Linked DNA regions of Homo sapiens: region 2 is linked to region 1. A link is a contact called in ENCODE Hi-C or POLR2A ChIA-PET data. All regions are on one chromosome and are shown on one strand. Each heading gives the region's core, a stretch centred on a gene start or an enhancer-like site at or near the end of the contact. The rest is flanking DNA. Distances are from core to core; before and after follow the strand shown.

What was found. A loop is a pair of places that touch in the nucleus more often than their neighbours do. ChIA-PET counts read pairs that join two places held with the same protein, here RNA polymerase II (POLR2A). Pooled maps may share reads with other maps.
Region 2: a pooled map shows a loop between it and region 1 (3-fold over the local background). The contact joins the enhancer-like site here to the promoter of PSMG1 in region 1. A Hi-C loop is called at or near these places in 1 of 168 maps with a recorded cell type or tissue (adrenal gland) and 3 of 50 pooled maps. POLR2A ChIA-PET finds 5 or more read pairs at or near these places in 3 of 52 experiments (H1, MCF 10A and activated B cell).

Annotation. Positions count from the first base shown.
Region 1 is chr21:39,182,018-39,187,001 of GRCh38, reverse strand. PSMG1 (proteasome assembly chaperone 1) reads left to right here and starts at 3,551. Exons shown (of 7, transcript NM_003720.4): 1 at 3,551-3,750. The coding sequence starts at 3,617. It overlaps BRWD1 (bromodomain and WD repeat domain containing 1), which reads left to right. Exons shown (of 41, transcript NM_033656.4): 41 at 1-1,520. RefSeq lists silencers at 3,376-3,595, 3,796-3,875.
Region 2 is chr21:38,908,149-38,913,132 of GRCh38, reverse strand. All of the region lies in intron 2 of ETS2-AS1 (ETS2 antisense RNA 1), which reads left to right. Among named protein-coding and RNA genes, the nearest start is that of ETS2-AS1, 28 kb to the left of the region's middle. Within about 2 kb of position 2,257, at least 15 of the 41 ENCODE cell types and tissues checked have a DNase peak (open chromatin) inside an H3K27ac peak, as active enhancers do; they include adrenal gland, where a contact is called at or near this core.

The sequences.
Region 1 (4,984 bases), core at 2,302-4,801:
ATCTGAAAACAATTGGTACACAAGTAAACTGGCAGTTACATTCTGCTCCCAGCTCTAAAATTACTCCCTTATTGGCATCTTTGGAGGAATTTTCTAAAAGCCATAATCCAGTGGGTTCCTCCCAGTCAGCTCTTGTACAGACATGTGCTCTGGGGAATTCTGAGGAGGAAATAAATTGCAGAGTCTGTAGGTGGAGAGGTGGAAAGAAAAGACAAATGGCCTGCTATAAGACTACTATTCCTTTCCAGAATGCAAGGCCTTGAAGACATGATTCCTTAGAGGAAGAATATAATGGGAAGTGTACAGGCTAGGAAGAACTTGAAGTGAACAAATTTCAAAATCTTAACCTGATGCTAATTTTCAGGGTTCTCCATTACAGTGTAAAAATTCAGACCACGACAACTATGGTGTCATGAGGAAAAAAAATCAGGCATTTTTCCAAAGGAAGTGCTAATGGGCCTATTTGACTTCTGAGTGAAGCAAAAACTACCCAGATCCATTCCCTACAATTCACATCCCCAAAGGTCAAAAACAAACTAGGAGGACCTGGGAATTTCAGCTGGAGATACTGATTATTGAGTTCTGAAGTAGAGTGTTGGAAATAGGCAATTAGAGAAAGTCCATTGATGTCATTTTGTTTATAATATTGCAGTTCATACTGAATGACCACTTGATATGACTAATTCAGGGAATATATATTTTTCTATGAAAGCTATGAATGTTACTATCACGGCTTTTCCTTATTTTTACTTGTATGTAGCAGCATTTACAGAAATGCCAAAAATGTGCCTCATTAAGAGGCAGGTCTTAATCAGTTAGATAAAAATAAAATGTATAGCTTAAGATCAAAACAGTCATATTTTTAGATACAGTGAAATCTTTTATGTTTCTCTACAGCACCTTAAAAATTAGAACTTGAATACTTTGAGTAAACTTACTACAATCTCATCCCAACAAACTTTAATGGTAGCATGTTTGGCCTATTTCATTGTGGCCTGTACTAGGATTAGAAAATTTGGTCGTGGTATAACAAAGAAGTGTATTTACAATAGGATTTAATTTGTTGTTAATATGTATTTGTTGAAATTAAAATTGCCAGATTAAATGAATATACTGTCGCATCTTTTTAACATAGTAACGTGTTACTGGAAAAATTAAGTTGTTGAAAGTAAGTTGTTTTCCCATTTAAAAATATCTGAATATATGATTTGCATGTGTAAATCTGAAAAACTAAACTACAGAAACCTAGGGTTTTCTATTTCTTTTTTAAGTCAAATGCATTTTTTTTTTTTTGTTATACAGATGAACCAAGTGTCTAAAATACTTGAGAAATTTGTGGTTGCATGTCTGTTTTAAAAAAAAGGCTTTTTGTTTTTTAGCATAAGCCAGAATATTCTAACCTACTAAGTCTGTGTCCTTTGCTCCTTTTGTAGTATACTTTCATCTAAATTACTGATCCCCAATATGTTGATACACAGGTGAGAAAGGGAAGAATTCCTAATAAACTGCTATTACTTTTAGGTGCATGGGGTTTGATTTTTGAGCTCTAATGAAATGCTTAAACTTCTTTCCAGTTCAAATTTTACACTTAATTTATAATATTTATTGAGTATATTATGTCCTCAACAAGTAACTATAAAATGAAATACTTAACTCGGTGAAGACTATTTTATGCAAAGTTTTTTTTTTTTTTTTTTTTTTTTTTTAGCAATTTCAGTGTAATGAAAGAATTTAAGCTTTGAATTTATAATTTGCTGTGGTGGGGTTAATTTCTGTCAGTATTTGAGATTGTATTATCAGTCTTGCATAATGAAATCCTTTTTTGGCTAAGTATTTAATTCGAACATATTTGCCTTTTTAAAAAGTGCTTGGCCTAAACTTATTGTAACTGCATGAAATAAGCATTTGCTTAAAACTTAACATTGTAAAATTGTTCTCTCTGAAATGTGTGCAGAATTTAAATCATGGCCAAATGTATTACTATTACCCTATTTACAGTAATTTGCTTTGCAGAAAATATTTCTTCATCATGGAACTGTGAAATCAAATTGAAGATCTTACTGGTAAAAATGACAAATTAACAAAAGGACTAAGACAAGTGGTGCCCAAACAACCTTTTTATTCTGCAGTTCCATCATCATAATAGACCAGTTAACCCAGGAGTCCTAATGTTTTAAAACATCATTGTGGTGATCTTGTTTATTCTATCTCACTAAGGATATCCAGTTTCCTAAGCTCTTACTGGCTAGCAATTTCGTCTTAATTTTATTGCTAAATGTTCAAATTTTGCTTCCAAACTCACTTTATTTTTGCAGATGTGTACATCTGCTAAGTACTAATTTTATGTAAATGATTTTGTTGATTATCTTTCCACATCTTAAAATGTTTCTAACAGCTTTGAGATTTTATCTCAACAGGCTCTCTCTGACCCCAAAGTAGTACTTACCTTCGTGACTACTGACAAAGTCACAAAATGCAGGCGATGTCATGTATTTCGGTACAACTAAATCTAGGAAACGGTTTTTTCATTGCATTACTGCATATTTTCATTTTCATTTAAATTATGTCCCCTTTTTCTCTTGCTTGAAACAGTGCTCCTCGAACTTTGTCTTCCAGCACATTTTAAAGAGAACCAATTAAAGAACAATCACACATTCTGCTTATTAAAGGCTATTTAAAAAGAAACATTTTGTATTAGAAAATGGCCAACTTTAAAACACTATTTTTTACACTCATAAAAATGTTTTTTAAATCGCCTTGACAATCATCAGCTTTTGAAATGTGAATTCCTATTGCCAGAGTAAAGGTCTCGTTTTTATACCACCACGAAGCGCTGTATTTCTTGCTGCCCTTGCGTCCGCCCGTGCCCGCTGTCTGAGGGCGCGCCTGGCTACGGGGGCCCTCAGTACCACCGCGCCGCCACCTACCTGGGCAGTCGAAATTTGGAGCGGGTGCTCAGTACACTAATGCTACCCCAGTCTCTCCTAACGCAGAAGGAAAATGGAAACGGACGATGAGGGGACGGCCCCACAGCTCCCGGACGCCACGGCCAGCGGCGCTGGCTCCGCCCCTGCACCCCTGGTTCCGCTACCGCCACGAACGGAGGCCCCGCCCTCCTCTCGCCCCCTGCCCCTCTAGCCCGCAGTCCTCCCACCTCCTGGCGCCCGCAGGGCTCAAGCTGCGAATGAAAGCCTTTGGGGGCCGGACGCGGTGGCTGAGGCCTGTAATCCAAGCACTTTGGGAGGTCTAAGGAGGACGATCGCTAGAGTCCTGGAGTTCGAGACCAGTCTGGGCAACATAGCGAGACCCCCTCCCCCAATCTGTAATTTAAAAACAAAAAAGCTGCGGGGACTGCTGGCCCAGGGCATGACAGCGCGGGCGGGCGGTGTAGAGGGCGTGGCCGCGAGCTCAGGGTGTGCCTGGGAGCGAGCCCTGTGCGGGGCGGGACGTAGCGCCCGCGCGGTGGGGGTGTGGCCGCGAGCTTGGGCTGTGCGCGGAGGGCGTGGCCTGTGCGGGGCGGGACTTATTGCCCGCGCGGTGAGGGAGCGTGGTCTCGCGCAAGCCGGCGTGCGGTCCCGCGGCGCTGCAGTTGTGTCCAGCCGGTCACGGGGCGGCTATGGCGGCCACGTTCTTCGGAGAGGTGGTGAAGGCGCCGTGCCGAGCTGGGACTGAGGACGAAGAGGAGGAGGAGGAGGGGCGGAGGGAGACGCCCGAGGACAGGGAGGTGCGTCTGCAGCTGGCGCGGAAGAGGTGAGGCACCGGGATAAGGGCAGCGCGCTCACCGCAGCTGGAAGGTGCGCGGGCCTGGCAGCCGCGACGGCGCCTAAGGCCGGGGCTCCGCGGTCTTCCGAGTGGCCCCCGCGGTTGCCGCCGCTCCTTGGCTCTGCTTGGGCCCTGGGTCTCCGTGAAGCCGCGGCGTCCAGCGGCGCCAGCCCCAGGTGTGTGTGGTTCTCGCGTGGATCTGCTGGCGTTTCGTGGAGTCCAGGGTGAAGCCGCTGTGGGAGGGCTGGGTTCAAATCCGTTCTTTAAAGGCTTTCTGGAGCGTTTCTGGAGCATTTCTGGAGGCTTGGTGTCTTGCGGACTCGTGATCTTCCCGCTTGTCACACTGTCTTGGGCCGCAGCGCTCCCGCGGGCCCCACCACGTTTGTCGTGGATTGTTCACGGACACACCAATTCCCTCGAAACTTTTTAAACCTGCACCCAACACTTCAATTAGCATGATGTGTCAGTAGCCGATGAACACGCTTTAAAAAAATTGTTTCCAAACACAAAAAAGTGGGAGAAAATAGTCAAGTGAGCCCTGACCCCTACACAACCGGGTAAATTCAACAGGAAGATTTTGCCACGTTTATTTTCTCTCCCGCCACTCCTAAGCGAATTCCAGTCATCATGGCCTTTCACCTCTACATTTTTCAGAATACATCTCAAACGTTTTAGGGATTTTCTTACATATGCTATTATCACCCCTAACAACACTAATACTAATTTTCCAGTATCATTTTGTAGTCCATGCTCACTCACGTTTACCTAGTTTTTTCAAACATGACATTTTACAGTGGTCTGCGTGAATGAGAATCCTAACAGGGTCCACAGGTTACATTTAGACGTGTCACTTCATTTAGAGCAACCTCCTCTTACCCCTCCTAAGAGACAGGACTGATTGTCTTGTCCAGTGCCCCCACACTCTGAATTTGTCTGATAGCTTCGTTGTGGTGTCACTTAACGTTTGTATCACCTGCATGTCCTGTAAAATGAATGTTCATTTGGAGGCTTGGTCAGATTCTCATTCAAAGTTTTGTCGGCAAGAATGCTTCTACTAAGTGGTGCTTTCTGTTTCTTATTGCAGGCTATCCCCAGCTGTCTCACTTTTAGGGATGCTAAGATTGGTTCTTGGGTCAGGTGGACAGCCTGATCACTATTTTAGAGTTCTCCGTAAACACGTATGCAATAGTTTTATCTGTTGGTTATCATTGTCCGAGTCCAT
Region 2 (4,984 bases), core at 1,008-3,507, 270 kb after region 1:
GGGCGGGTGCTGAAGAGCCAAGCAAGTGTCCCCCATTTCCTTCCAAGGCAGAGCAGCAGCCCAGGGAGGCCCAGTTTCCATCGCGGCAGAAGGGCAGAAGAGTGGGGGAGGTCCCAGGACCACAGCCCAGGGGACACTCAGGATGCGCCAGGAAGGACATGGCAGACAGGCCCTTTAGGTGGAAAAGCAACCCTCAGCTGCCCAGAGAGCGGCCCCTCCAGGCCCTCCCCGCCGTCTGCAAAGCTCTTCAGCTGGGAGAGGAGGAAAGGGTTTGTTCTTGACCTCCTTCCTTTCCTTTCTTCTCCACTGTCCACCAGAGAGCAGGAAGACAGGCTGATGCTCTTGTTAAAGATGAAGGCATAATTCACATGCCATAAAATTCACCATTTTAACCATTTTAAGGTGCACAGTTCAGTGGTTTTGAGTGCATTACATTGTTGGGCAACCATCAGCATGGTCTAATTCCAAAACATTTCTGTCACTCCAAAAAGAAATCTTGTACCCATTAGCAGTCACTCCCCATTTCCCCCTACCCCCCAGCCCCCCGGCACCCACGAAGGTGCTTTCTCTGTTTCGAGGGATCTTCCTATTGTGGCAAATCCTCTGAATGGAATCATACAATATGTGGTCTTCTGCCACTGGCTTCTTTCACTGACCATAATTTTTCAAGGTTCACCCACGTTGTAGCATGCGTCAGCGCTTCATTCCTTTCCATGGCTGGACTGTATTTCATTGTATGTCTGGACCACATTCTGTTTCTCTAGTCATCAGTTGATTACTTACTTTTCAGGGCCCACTTAGCCTTTCTTCCCAAGGGCAGGGGCTCTGTTGTCCACTGTTTTGGAGTCTTCCAGCAGACTTGATGGAGTGTACCAGTGGTTTCCTTGCTGGGCAAATAACCAGAGGGTCCCTGGGTACGGGAATCTCTGAGTCCTGATCTTTGGCTCTGCTGCAGACCAGGTCACTGTATGATCTTTTAGCAGCCTCTTTACCTCACCTGGCCTCAGTTTCTTCATCTGAAAAATGAAGGGCTTGAAGCAGATGGTCTCTAACACTTCTCCTGGCCCAACACTTTAAGATGTTTCAGCAAAGCAGTGAAGAAGCAGCCTTCTGTGACCTTTCTGAACAAGGCAGAGGAAAGCAAGCTGTAGGCTGACATAGTTAGGTGATTCCATAACAAAATTGCGCTGTAAACAATCATCTGGATCAATCGACAGAAGGCACTTGCAACAGGTTCCCAGATGACAGAAAACTATAGGAATGACAGGGAAGGAATGATGGGGCAGATTAAAATGGAGAAATTTAACAGGGACAAATGTAAAAGTCGGACATTTTGCTCCAAAGTTCAACAGAACAGCTACCTGCTTTGTTGGATATGTTCAGGCAGTGTCCTTTATAAGAGTTTGATTGACTCTAAATGAATCTCATTATGAGTCACCATTGGGACAGGCTGCCAAAAGGCCAATGTGACTTCAGATTAAATCAATAGAGGTCTACTGGCTGAAACAAGGGAGGTGACATTATTGAGTCCATCCCTGGTGTATGTAGCTGCTACCCTCTGAGAAGGAGGCCCCCAATAGGAAAAGCCAGAGGGAGGATGGATAAGACATGAAGAGCTCTAGAACCATGGTTTGGTAGTAGGAGGGGCTCAGGGTTTGGGTCTTTAAAAGATAAGACAGAGAGTGCTGTTCACATCTGTGAAGGAACATGGCATGAGAAGGGGAGTTGACTTCCACCATGGGGACCTGCAGGGTGACTGGGGCTGGAAGATGATCAATTGTGACCCAGGACCAGGAAGAACTTCGCAGCAACAAAAGTCACAGGAAATGGAAAAAACTCCTGGTGAAGAACACAGACAGACACGGGGCTCCACTCATTAGGGGCGTGACTGGGGAGACCAAGTCACGACTTCGAGGGTCCTTTTCATCTTTGAAATAAAATGAATTGTGCTTAGATGGGGTGGGGCAGGGAGGTAGGGAAGCACCAATCACAGAAGAGTCGTAGGTACCTGGGATCAGCCTTCACTGGGTCCTGCCAGCAAAAGAATAGCTGCCCCTGCCCCAGTTTAGAGTTTAAATGCAAACTCTAAATGTTTAGTACCTGAAACTCCCAGAGGTAAATTACTTTCTGAGGCAATTGTGCATTCATCTGAGGCAATCAGCTATCTCTAAATCCACCTAAGCCCTCATTTGAATCAGATCGGGTGATTCACAGCAATTTGATGTCACTTTGAAAGCTGGTTTGTTGCCAAAACACCAGCCTGGTGCCCTTGATGACAGCCAGGCACAGGGCTGGGTTCTGCCTGGAATTGAAGAGGCTGGTGGGTGGGGGCGTCTTTGGCACCTTAAGAATTTTGAGAGGAGAGAAGGGAGCCCTGTGGCTGCTTTATGGTGTTAGGTCTGTAAACTGCCTAATTTAGCACAAATGCCTTTCTTCATCCAGGTAGCCTCGGGCTTTCTTCCACAAGCGAAGTGTGTGGCCAGTGAGTCAGATGACCTGCTCCTTCTGGAGATGGCTGGTGCCATTCTCAATGTCAGTGGTCGCTTCTTACAGATCCCGATAGATTCAGGCCTCAGGTAGCCAAACAGGGCATCCCATGGCCCCGGCCAGGTTCTGTAGAGGCAAATGTTCAAAAGGGAGTGGCTCTGACACCATTGTCCATGCTCCTCCCTGCCTTGCTTGAGCGACAAGTGTGGCTGCTTTTAGGAAGTGGGGCTTGCTTTGGGAGAACTGCCTCTCGAAGGACTCACACCTATAATTCCCTGTTGTTGTCTCTGGAAGTCTGCAGCTGCCTGGTCCTTAGGGTGAAAAGCAGCTGGGGAAGCTGGAGCCACACATTCCAAAGGGCTTCAGGGACAAAAGCACCCTGAATTTAGGAAACAAAAGACAGGTGGAGGAGGAAGCATCCAGCAACCCCCTTGTAATCTCAAAAACTGACTCACGCCGGTGCCGGCCATAGGGCTGCCACGGTATATGGCTCAAGGAAGCCCAGGCTCTCCTGGGAGGTTCTAGCCATTGTTGAGCCTGTGAAGGAAATGTGTCAGGCCAGCCCTTCCTCACTTTCTTGATTTAGCAGGCTGGAGCTAGCTGTAAATGCTGATCAATTCCAGTTGCCAGACTGGAGCTGTAGCAGCGACCTGGGTGATCTCAGAGCCCCATCCCCTCATCTGTCACGGGAGAACTTGGCCCCGGAGCACACTCCAGATATCTCGCTCAGAATGCAGTTCTGAGCATCAAACACACAGTTCATGTTCCTGACTCTGTTGGCTTTGGGACACTCTATTGGCTTTGGGACACTTTCAGGATGTTCTTGCAAGCTACTCACTGTGGGCCTCAGAGTCTGACCTGTCCAGAACTGCTGGTCTGCAAGGGGGCCTGTTCTTGGGGGTTCCTGGGGACCCCCACCCCAGGGACCACCCAGTGGTTGAGGGAGGGAGAATTGGTCATGAACTATGGATGATGCCAGCACAATATCAGATGTCATCACCCCGCATGGCCTAGGTACTCGCCTAAACAGACATCAGCACAGAATTTTGGGTGAGGGGGTCTTCCTGACCACGCTTTCACTCCTCAGAAACCTCTACTGCCTGGTGCTCCTTCCTCAACTTGTCCCAGAAACAGTGGCGTCAACTAAAGAGAAAGCGGGAAGGCAGGTACCTTCGGCAGGGATCTGGCGTTGGAACCTCTGCCCCGAACGTTGAAGCGCTGCTGTCACAATCACCTCATTCTGTCCCAGGACTTCCTCCTCAGCCTTTCCCCAGTCCATTTCTGAGCTTTGTGCCCTGTTCCCACCTCCCATAGCCTTTTCCCTCCTGCTGAGATAGGAGAACCGCCAGGAATGTAAACTCAATCTTCTCCTCTGGGGACTCTATGCTGCCTGCTACCAACAGCAGGCATCCCAGGATGTGGGATTTTCAGTGCTGAAACCAGGACAGTGATTCTCAAACTTTTTTTGATCCCAGGTTTCTCTGAAAATCTGAAGGCCATGGGCCCTCTCTCCAGCACAGCCTCCATAAGCCCAGACACATGCCATTGTGCATGCAATTCCAGGGGTGCTGGGATCCCCTTCCCAATCAAAGAGAGGACTTAGGGACCCATGGACCTGTCCAGAGACCTAGGCTGAAGATGGTAGCATGTAGGGAGGGGAGGTTGATGCCATGGTTAATTGCATAAGCTCTGGAAGGAGACTGGCCATGCTGCCTAGCCAAGCGCTCCCACTATACAGCTGAGAACCCTTGGACAAGTTTCCTAACCTCCCCAAGCCTCCCTTTCTGCATCTATAAAACAGGAAGCACATCTGTTTCATGGGGCATAAAAGACTTAATAATGACACATAGTGTGAAATACAGTGTCTGGCAGAACAACATCATGCATGCACTCGCCTGTTCAAAACATGCACTGAGCTGCCACGTGCCAAGGCCTGTCTTGGGCTAGAGATCCCCTTTGGGAACAAGACAGAGTCCTTGCCTTCTGAGTACTTACATTTTAGTGGGTTAAGGCTGTAGGGGCCACAGGCTCTTGACCCCTAAAGTTCTGCTGAGAGGCATAAGGCAGATGGATTAATGGGAGAAAAGGCATAAAACTTATTTAACGTGTATGCACAGAAGCCTTCAGAATGAAGCCCCAACTTCCCAATGAGTTACAGAAACTTATGTACCATTGTGGGGTTACAGAACGTATGGGGGTTTGGATTCCGGTAAAACAGGTTATGGGAATGGGAAGAAGAGGAATTCGATTGAGGGGCAATAAATGATTGCCAGGGAGAATGATTGGATGGGAGAACAGAAATAACCTTGTAAGTAGCTTTCTTTGGAATTCAGATGATACTTGGAGTCTTCTCGGGTCAGGTCACACCTTGGTCTTCTTTTCTGCCATAGATAAGAAGATAAGTGGGAAGGGGAAGAAAGAATAATTGCTCTCCTTGGAAGGTCTGGATCTTAGGCAGATAAAGAAACTTCAGCTTCTTTGGGAAAGACGGTGTGTA